Linked DNA regions of Mus musculus: regions 1, 2 and 4 are each linked to region 3. A link is a loop called in an ENCODE intact Hi-C map of the cell type or tissue named here. Cell type or tissue: heart. All regions are shown on one strand.

Evidence for each region. Peaks named below come from ENCODE experiments on the same cell type or tissue, not always from the same donor. Only the 100,000 strongest peaks of a DNase experiment are listed, where the experiment ranks them.
Region 1: a loop joins it to region 3, with 4 times the contacts of the local background. A loop is called at or near these places in 3 of 42 quality-filtered maps.
Region 2: it touches region 3 in a loop (4-fold over the local background); 10 of 42 quality-filtered maps call a loop at or near these places.
Region 4: it touches region 3 in a loop (7-fold over the local background); 10 of 42 quality-filtered maps call a loop at or near these places.

Annotation. Positions count from the first base shown.
Region 1 is chr15:88,554,361-88,556,860 of GRCm38, forward strand. No RefSeq gene overlaps it. Among named protein-coding and RNA genes, the nearest start is that of Gm35831, 41 kb to the left of the region's middle. In heart, a CTCF peak has its summit at 1,338 (motif pointing left); no DNase peak of the experiment used is centred here; H3K27me3 peaks cover 233 bases.
Region 2 is chr15:88,660,837-88,663,336 of GRCm38, forward strand. Gm35997 (a long non-coding RNA gene) reads right to left here and starts at 1,779. Exons shown (of 3, transcript XR_384332.2): 1 at 1,330-1,779. In heart, a CTCF peak has its summit at 1,444 (motif pointing left); a DNase peak (open chromatin) is centred at 1,035; H3K4me3 peaks cover 687 bases; H3K27me3 peaks cover 1,403 bases.
Region 3 is chr15:87,624,304-87,626,803 of GRCm38, forward strand. The region is part of intron 1 of Tafa5 (TAFA chemokine like family member 5); the gene reads left to right. Among named protein-coding and RNA genes, the nearest start is that of Tafa5, 81 kb to the left of the region's middle. In heart, a CTCF peak has its summit at 1,523; a DNase peak (open chromatin) is centred at 1,508; H3K4me3 peaks cover 1,586 bases; H3K27ac peaks cover 1,426 bases; H3K27me3 peaks cover 1,811 bases.
Region 4 is chr15:88,649,693-88,652,192 of GRCm38, forward strand. No RefSeq gene overlaps it. Among named protein-coding and RNA genes, the nearest start is that of n-TMcat4, 9.4 kb to the left of the region's middle. In heart, a CTCF peak has its summit at 1,547 (motif pointing left); a DNase peak (open chromatin) is centred at 1,479; H3K27me3 peaks cover 755 bases.

The DNA.
Region 1 (2,500 bases), 930 kb after region 3:
TGGATGCAGAAGGATCAGGAGTTTGAAGTCATCCTCAAAAACATGGCAAGTTGGAGGCTATCCTGGACTATACAGTTCCCTGAATACGTGTTTGCCCTCTACTTACAAACACAAACACACAAACACACACACACAAACACACACACACAAACACACCACACAGACACATCAAAAAAAGTTCATGGTGAGACTCAGGAGGGAGGCAGCATGACTGTTATATCCTAATGTGAATTCAACAACTTCATTAGACAGAAGCAATGGCCCGTGGGATCGTAAGAGGGCTGCATACACTGCAGTGATGCCCACGTCCTGCCCATGGATAAAGACAAGCCAGCGGCTCAAACTGGGCTAGGAGTCAAGGACTGAGACAGCTGCCAAGCCCAACACCATGGCAATTGCATGTTCTTGGTCCCTCAGGTCTGAAGAGTCCCCCGCTCCCAGTGCTGGTGCAAGGTTGCAGAATGAAAGCTTTGGGAGAAGCTCCACACGGCACAGTATTCCCACACCACACCATAGACACACGCGGCTCCAAGGCGGAAGCAGAGCCTGCTCTTTTCCCAAACCAAAGCAAACAAGCAACCCCACTGTCACCTGGATCTCAAGATGCGGCCCATGAGCCGTTTCACCTGAGACCCCTCTTAACCTGTCCCATGACATCTCGGTGGCATGAAAGGCTCCGTCTGGGACATTGACTCTACATCTAAGAGAAGGCTTTGCACCTCCAGAAATCACAGGCAGTGGCTGGGCATCACGAGAGTCAGGCAGGCCGGGAGGTTAGGGCGCTAGCTTGGTGGAGCCCCACACCTTGAGGATCGGGTGGAGGCAGGCAGCCATGGAGACCTTCTGGAAAGTTATCTTGGGCAGGTGCTACCCCAGATCCTGTCGGTTTTCCTAGTGTTCCCCGGTTTCTGTGGCAAATCTGTGAGCCTTACAGGTTGCTCACCAAACTTATTTTTTTACACTGGCTGCCATTGAGGACCAAGTCGGGGATTGTAAAGACTCTATGGAAGATGAGGGGACTCAGTGAACATAAAAGTACACACACACACACACACTCACTCACACACATGCACATACAACACACACACACTTCACCACCACCAGCCACAAACTTAAATGCCTGTGCCTGAAAACTTGCTATGTTTGCATGTTTTTAAATGTTATGCAAATGTCACCACACCGCACAGGACATTACAGCTTCACCCGATATTTTTTGTACAAATGACTCTCATTTGTAATCCTGCTGTCTCCAGATGCTGCTGCCAGGGGTGGACCTGGATTGAAGCTGGTAAATTTCTCGAGGGTAAATTGCAAACTGCACAGTGCCCTCTACTGGTGAACTCATGACCGCGCAGGCACAGCAGATGGACTGTTGGTGTTGTTTGGATTTACAAACACAGACACAGGCGTCCACACGAGACACCAGCTCCTATTTACACACATATGTATTCAAAACCTCCTCTTCGCTTCAACAGATTGTATTCTCAAGGTTTTGTGGATTTTTTTTAAAGCTAGAAATTCTCACTTTATTATGTACATTCTATTTTAATGTGGTATGATAGTGGATATAAACTCCTTTGCCATTCACAGCAGGCCTGTACCCTGGGCTCCTGTCCTACGGAGATCAGCCCCCCCTCCCTGCTCCAATGATAGTCCTTGCCAACATCAAAACGAAACAAGCTTTCCAAAATGTTTAACATTTCTGACAAGAGACAGAAGGAAGAGCAAACCCCCTCTTGATTTCTGTTTCTTCTGAGGCGGGTTCCACCGTTTGTGGTTTTGTGTGACGTCATTGTTTTACAAATTAGGATTGCTTCCTAAACTCCGGAGGTTAATTTTTCATTCGTTCAGCAAGTGCTTTCCTCTTCTGTTTCTTTTTCTGTCAGTTAAGGAATTCAATGCTGGAGATGCACCTCAGCCTCCAAGCATGCTAGCCAGAGAGGCACCCCACTCCGAGCCCTTCCTCCTGGTCTATGCTGTTGTTTATGCAGACTTCCCTGGAATTGTTTGTGTCTAGTGTATTTTAATGCTTGCATTCGCTGTTTTCCTCGTGGGGTCCTGAGCACAGTCTGTCAGTTAAACGGAGTCCTTCCCAGTCCCACACGGCCCCACAGCACTAATGCCTCGCCACCCTGTTCCAAATCCCAGCTCCAGCTGCCTCCTCAGCCTTGTCATCAGGGTCTCAGAGACCCCATTGTCCTTCACCAATGACAGTACAGTGGCCTGCATGGTTGACCCTGTGGAGAAGGAATAAGAAGATCCCACTATCCCCAGGCAATGTCACTAATGTAATAGGATCCTTTGAGAGAAGGGTCAGAGCGTGCCTATGTGGGACTCCGCATGTGTTACCCTGCTCACAAGCCACTGTCGAGGAAATGAACAAGCTGGCAGGCTCTCAAGGACAAGGACCAAAGAGTGTGATGATGAGATGAGCCAAGAAGGAAACGCCTTTCTCTCCTGCAAACACCTATAAGCAGAGGCTCCGTTGGAAGCCCAGGGG
Region 2 (2,500 bases), 1.0 Mb after region 3:
TTCCCATGGGGAAGCATCTATCCCTTCTCCTAAGGTCCCAACAACAAACTGAGATAGGATTACACCAAAGCTCCCTCTGGGGAACCAATTAGTTTATAGGCCTTCCTCACGAAGCATAGGTAAGGGATTACTTACTAGAGTCGGGTGCCCCTCCAAAGGCTTCACTAGAAAGTCTTCACCCAGAGGTTTGGTGGCTTTCCATAGGTGTTTAAGTGGAGCCTCGTCCCCTAGTCTTCCTGTCCGGTCTGCTCTAGTCCCTCCCCGAGGGCACTGGCTATTGGGGTAGAGTTGCCTACAGTGAAGGTGAGGGTCTCCCTGCCTTTCTGTGAGGGAATGTAAAGAGTCAGCAAGCCCATGATTGAAGTCCCCAAGATGGCTATTGGACTCAGAGAATAGTCCCTGTACAAGGGATGCAGAAGGAAGATGGGGAAGCAGGGTGGAGATGGGGGGGCCAAGGTGGAGATGGGGGACCAAGGTGGAGATAAGGAACCAGGGTCAGAAGAGAGTATCAGGGTGCATAGTGAGAGCCAAGGCTGGAGGTGTGCATGCAAGCATTCCAGGCCTTTCCCATCTCTGCTGCAGGACAGGGAGAGTCACATGCCCAGGCTGTGTGTGTGACATGGATGGAGCCACTCTACAATGCCAGCTGCTCCCCACCACCCCACCCCCAGGACATTTGAGGTCTATACAGCTCAAAGACAACCTGCTGGGGACTACCCAAGGCAGAAGAATTCCTGGTCAGTACCAGGGCTATGTCTACATAGTGCCATACAGTCCACTGGCATCCTAAAGCCCTAACACCAAGTGCAAGCCAGGGAGACTATATTCCAGTCTCCCTTCTAAAAAATCTGACTTTCAAATCTCAAATGAGCATACATTGCTCTCAGAAGAAAAAAAAACGAAAACCCTACTAATAAACTCTTCCTTTTTTAACTGCACTTTCTCTAAGACAAGCAGGCAAATGAGAGCACAGGCACCTTGCCATCTATCCACATGACCTGCTGGGTCCCTGTGTCCCCATCCTGACTAGGTCAGACAAGCACCACGGGATCAGACAGTACAGAGCCAGGACTGGTGGCAGATCAATGTCCTTCCCAGGCCTCCACATGCACACCAGGATGTCCTGATTACCTATGCCAACACTCAGTGTCCTCCAGAAGTGGGGTCCCTCAACCCACACCCATACGCCCTGGCTGTAGAAAGATATTCACCCCAGGGGTTTTCCCATAGCCCCCAGAAAATCCCGCAGACTGACTTCTTGACAGGTCCTTCCTGACAGCCAGGTCCTGTACATAGGATCTATAGTGTACAGTGGGGCCCCACACCCACCTTTAGAGCCATTTCCAGTTCCAGGACTCCTCAAGATTCTGCCTGAAATTACTGCTGAACTTTCTCTATTCTGACACTTCCCATTTCCGCGCTAGGAGGGCAACAGAGCCCCCTGGCGGCGCAAGATTGCGTTGACTTCACAGAAAGAAGTTTGGATACCTGGAAAGGGCGAAAGGGGGAGAGTTAAAGGTGGTATGGAGAGGGTTGAAGTGAAATAGGAAAGTGGGTAGGAGCAGGGACAGAGGTGAGGGAAGCGGGACAGAGTCGGAGGAGAGGAGAGATGAGGGGCAGAGGAGAGGGGAACGGGAGGAAACTGGGAGAAGAACGCAAGGAAAAGGGGCAGAAGAGTGGGGACCTGGGAGTGGGGGAGGGCCAGCGGAGGGTTGGGAATCTGCCAATCTGCGGTGAGAAATGCAAGAACACCACCTGCGCCCTGCAGTTCCCCCAGGCCCACAATGACCCCGGGAATAGGAGAAAAGGGTCATGTGATGAGGTGACACAGGGGTCAGAGTGAGGCGCAGGAGAGAAGTAAGAACAACTGCGCGCGCGCGCACACACACACACACACACACATTGTCAGTTCTGATAGACTCGGATGTGAAGAGTTGTGTGGTCCCTAAGAGTGCACCGCTTTCCCTAGTCACTTTCAGACCAGCATTGGAAAACTGGAAAAGAAAAGAAAAAGAAATGGTGATTCCCTATCTTTTAAGTCATACTTTCTTTTGAGCAGAATTAAATTCTACTCGTGAAAATCACTGCTTATCTACTACAGAGCCCTCTGAAAGATGCTACGCTGTTTCTGGTACTGCTAAGAATCATATAGCTGGATGCTAACTGCACCTGTAACCTAGGACACTGTTCGGGTTCCAGGTCAGGGAGGCGACGCAAGGAGGCTCCACCCACATCCACACAACCTCTCCCAACACACAGTAGAGGTTTAAGGTTTAAGTAATGCTTTTGGGCGCTGTGTCCCAGAGCTCCCCAGCCCATCCTGAAGGTCTGCAGTGTGTAGGGCTTAGAAGCCACCACGGAGAACTCACAAGCTGGCCATAGAGAGCTTGGCACAGAGACCCACACCACACACCGAGCTGGGCAGCTGCTGCGCACTTCCTTCCACCGGACTAGGCTGCGGGGAACTCTAGCGGGTTGAGCCGAGGTGAGGCCACAGCTC
Region 3 (2,500 bases):
ACAGACGGCGGCGGCAGGCGCGGGCCAGAGTCCGAGGCAGCGCGGCCTGGCCGCCTGGGCCGACAGAGACCCACGCCGCGCTCCCGTTCCCGCCGCAGCTCGCCAAGACGCCGAGCCGAGCGGCGGGCGCGCGCCACCAGCACCGGAGCAGCAGCGTCCCGCGGGCGGCGAGGCGCGCAGCGTCTCCGGCCCCACCTGTCGGCGCGGCCACCCTCAGCGTCGCCCCCGGCGTCCCCAGCCAGCGCGGGCGGCTCGCGGCAGCGCTGGGCCCGGCCTCGTCCGGGCTGCGGCGGCGGAGGCGCGCTCTCCCGGCTGGGCGCGGAGGCCCGCACCGTCCCGGGCGAGGGGACCAGCCCAGCGGCTCCGGGCCGTGCAAGTTGGACTGCGGCGGACTCGGCCGGGCCGCTCGGGCCCCGGCGGCGGCGATGGTGCTGCGGCTCCTCGAGCGGCGCGCAGCCCCGGCCCTGAAGCTGCCTCTGCGCGGCGGTGGCAGCGGCGGCGGAGCGGCCCCCTAAGCCCCCCGCCGGAGCCAGAGCGGGCAGCGGCGGCGGCGGAGCCGGAGAAGGCGGCGGCAGCGGCAACAGAGCAGTGGAGGAAGGCGACGCCGATCTCTGGCGCGGGGCGACAGGCGACCAGAGCCGGGGCCGCGCCGGACCCCCAACCCGCCGGGCCGTTGCGCAATCCGCGGCCGGTCTGGGCCCTGCTGGCGGCGCGGCTCCGGGGGCGGCGGCGGGGCTGATTCATGGGGCCGCGGCGGCCAGTCCCCCGCTCCCGGGCCCCCGGCGCCCCGCAGCGCGCGATGGTGGCCGAGTGGCCGGAGCGGCGGCCGCCGCGGCCCGAGACTTTCTGCTAACCTCCCCGCCCCCGCCCGCCCCCTCCCCGGCGCCCTCCCCCGCGCCGTCCCCTCCCCCTGCCCAAAAGACACAGATCGCCTCCCGGAGTGGCGCCTCCAGTCGCGGCGGAGCGCGGCGTTGGCGGCGGATGGAGGGCGCGATCGGGCGGCCAAAGCGGCTGCACCCAGCGGGGCGCTGATGCGGCTCCTGGACCTTCGCTGCGCGACTTCGGGGGCGTCGGCCGAGTTGGCACTCCGCGATGCAGCTCCTGAAGGCGCTCTGGGCACTCGCAGGGGCCGCGCTCTGCTGCTTCCTCGTCCTGGTGATTCACGCGCAGTTCCTCAAAGAAGGTAATTGTCCCCGGCGCGCGCGGTACCCTACACTGCTCGCGGCGGCCCCTGCGCGTGATACTGTTTCCAGCACCTTCCAGCGCTGCCAGCGAGGTGGGCCGAGGCTCTGCGGGGCCAGAGTGGCCGATGGCGCGAGCCTTCCCAGAGCCCAACGCTGGATCTGCCGCCCCTCGGTGCCTCTGGGCTCATGGTCGGCGCGGATTAGGTGCGAGCCCGGGCGTGCTGGGGCCTGGCTAGCTCCGGTGTAGTACTGGAGCCCAGGCTTAAGCCCAGGCTGCAGTTGCCATCCCCTGCCCCGCAAGGCTCGGTGGCAGTTGCGCCTACCCGCATGCCATGGACCCTCGGTAGGTGGCACCAGCGCTCCACTTTGGTAGCCTGGCTGAAGCCAGTACTGAGCAGGCCAGGACTGAATGGATTGGGGGCTGGGGATGCAAAGGTTGTCAAGGGGTGAGGACTGGGGAAAACTGCACCCTGTCCCATGCTGCTTTACAGATCAGGTCGGGTACCCACCAGACTTTAGGCTAGGTGGGCAGATTTTTTTATTGCCAGAATGCCTAGAACTTGAGACCACTCAAGTTCTGGGTTCCTTTGCCCTCCTGGCTCCTTCCGGATTGCAGGATTGTCCCATCCAGTTCTCGAGACTTTGCTAAGACTTGTGTAGTACACATTGGACTCTGTGGTCACAGCGGCCCTTTGGGATTCTTTCCATTGGCTTGTTTGGTGTGCCTTGGTAGGCAACAAATAGTGGGCACTCTGAAACTTCTTGCCCTTTATAGTCTTGGTGTCTCTGGGCTCAGCCTGCTCTGGTGGGCACCAACTGTAGGTGGTCCTAGTACCCTTGCACTGGCCATGCCCCTATTGGCTAGCCTTCCCCTAGGTCAGTAGAAAACACTGAGCCCTGGAAAGTACTGGTGCAGATTCCTACAGCTGTTCTCACTACCTCCAGGTTTCTAAGGATGAAGGGGTTGATATTCTATAGCCTCCCTGCCTAATTAGTGATCTCCTGTAGGCTGGGAGCTACCTGGATCCTGGAAGCATTCTGGCCTGCTATACATTGTTAGATCGTTCTCCCTTGATTTCAAGTGCTACTTTGAAGAAAGTAGCTGGTTTTGCTGTAGGTAGGTGAGCCTGCTCATCTGGAGCTTACAGGCTCTTCTTGGAGTTGGAGGCCAGTCTTAGCCTCAAGCTTAGGTCACCTACTTCATGAGTGAGTGGTTCTGCCATGGGCTGGGGTCCCTGCTATTGAGATAACTTTCCGTGCAAACATGAGTCGTTTCCTTCAGCCCCCAAACCCACCCCCAGGGCTGTCCTCAAGTT
Region 4 (2,500 bases), 1.0 Mb after region 3:
TGACAGAAGAAACTAGGCTCCCGGCTCCTCATGGACAGAACAAGCAGGCCCCATGTTGTGCTCTGACCGCTTGCACACCTGGGATTCAGGAGGCTTCGCTAGTGTGGTCACTGGAGTTACTGGGCAGTGCGTTCAGAATCATCTATCTCCAGAGCCTGGTACACACTAATCCCTCCTTCAGAAACCCTCTGTTCGGATCCCCCTAGATAGGACCAGCTTGGCTCTTATGTTTGAAGCCTCAGTTTAGGACATGTCTCTCCCAGAGCTGTCAGCTGAGTTGCTGCGCTCCTCCTGGGCCCCGTTGGACCCACTCAGCACTGTAACCGTTGTCTCGGGACCAGGACCACACATCTGCTTACCTGCTTTCCTGGCCAGCCTTTGAGCCCCATGCGAGCAGGGAGAAGCTGTCTTCTTTCCACTTGGGCCCCTGTTCTGACTAGAATTGAAATCTCATGAGTGTCTCTGCCTCGTGTGCCATCTCTTCTGTATCAAGGGTTGAAGGAACACAGGTCACAGGTCAGTAAGTACCATCTCAAAGATGGTGACACTCAGTCTCAATGTTACTTACCATCATGGCCACACCGGGGACAGTATTGCAAGGATGTCACTCTTTTTTTTTTTTCCCAAAAAAAAGTAAATGTTTTTGCACACTGCAAACATGGCTGAGTGACAGTCTCAAGGTGGAAAGAAGAGAAATATCAGCACTAAGAGTCCAGCTGAGAAATGAGAGAGCAGAAGTCAGTCCACGTGCCAGGGCAGCAGCTAAGCAAAGAAGACCTCCCTGTGCCCAGTGGTCCAGGCAGATGAAGCAGAGCCCAGGCAGCTCTAAAACTGGTAGGCTTCCTTAATGAGCCCACCACACACACTCCTTCTACCCAAAGATGGCACCGAGCTTCCCTCCAGGAACTCCCTCGCCCCTCAGCCAAGCTGCCCATCAGTCCTCTGAAACTGCTCAGTCTCAGCAAAGCTAACTGCTGACTTGGGGGGCCAGGCATGGGGGAGTTTAGCTGTTCCTGAAGCCCCCCAGACATCAAAAGAGAAATCTAACTGGAGCAGAGATAACCAGGCACGGGAAGCAGACACATTTGTCGGGTAGGAATGGACCCTGCATCCTACGCTGCAAATGACCGTGAGGGTGTACACCTGCTGTGGCCGGGACTTGCAGAGCCTCAAGAAAGTCCAGCGGCTGCTTCTCCACAGGGACAGATCTTCACCATGGGTAGCTGTACTGCAGAGGAGGGTCTGCTGTGGGAAGAGGCTTGTAAAACTGGCCGGAGAGATGCAGTGATTTCTACCTCAGAAGCCTGGGGGAAATCCCACAACCGATGTCCTTACTGTCGGGGCAACCTGAAGAGTCTGTGGGTCCCCTGCACACACCTTGCTCTGCCTTACAAACACCCACACAGCCTTCCCTGCGTGATAATTCTCAGAGTCCCAGCTGTGGACCTTCAGGTGCGCACGCACGCTCATTTGCAGTCATCAGAAGCCACGTTGGAGAAATGTAGCTCATTGCTGAGAAAAGCCTGCCCTCTGCTGGTCGGTGTGCGCATTTCAGGCAAGAGACAGCCAAGTCTCTCCCTATGGTAACCTCGGAGTGGTCCCTAAGGCCCGTAAGGTACAGCGTCTTGAAGGATGGACATCCAGACAACACTCAGGCCTAGGCAGAAAAGGGTGTCCTCCGCAGGACTCCGTCACCACCATGATTCCAGAGCCACTACTTAGAGCCGTGCTGCTGGCCCTCCTTGGAGACAATTGCCTTCCTGCCACCAGCCATGAAGACAGGACTCTTGACTCCTGGCCATCCCCCACCCACCCCATCCCTGATGATTTTGTTGCAAAATTTTTTTAAAGGGGGGGGTGGACAAACAGTGCAATACATGGAACCAGGCCCACTGCCTGTGTCAGGGCAGGCCTCCAGAGATCAGATCTAGGTGAAGAGTGCTCAGACTTGTCCTCAAAGGAGGGAGGAAGAGAAGGGGACAGCACCTGCAAGAATCAAGTGGACTCCTGTTCTTCCATAAAAGTCCCCTACAGGCCCCAAAGGGGATAGGAACTCCACAGGAAGACCAACAGAGTCAAGTAACCTGGACCCTTGGAGCTCTCAGAGTCTGAACCACCAACCAAAGAACTCACATGGGCTGGACATAGTAGCAGATGTGCAGCTTGGTCTTCGTGTGAGTCACAAACAACTGGAACGGGGCTATTCCAAAACTCTTGCCTGTCCCTGGGATATGTTCTGCTAGCTGGGCTGCATTGTGTGGACTCAGTAGGAGAGGAAGCACCTAGCCTCACAGAGACTTGAAGTGTTAGGTGGGGGGTATACCCGAGGGGGAACCCACTCCCTCAGAGAAGGGGAGGAGGGAAGGACTATGAGAGGGTGTGACTGGGAGGAGCAGTGAGCGGGAATAAATTTTAAAAATTAATTTTTTTAGAAGAATTGAGTGACTAATTCTGGAATCAGAAACTGGATCTAAAGACAGCTTTGGGAGACGCTGTCCAT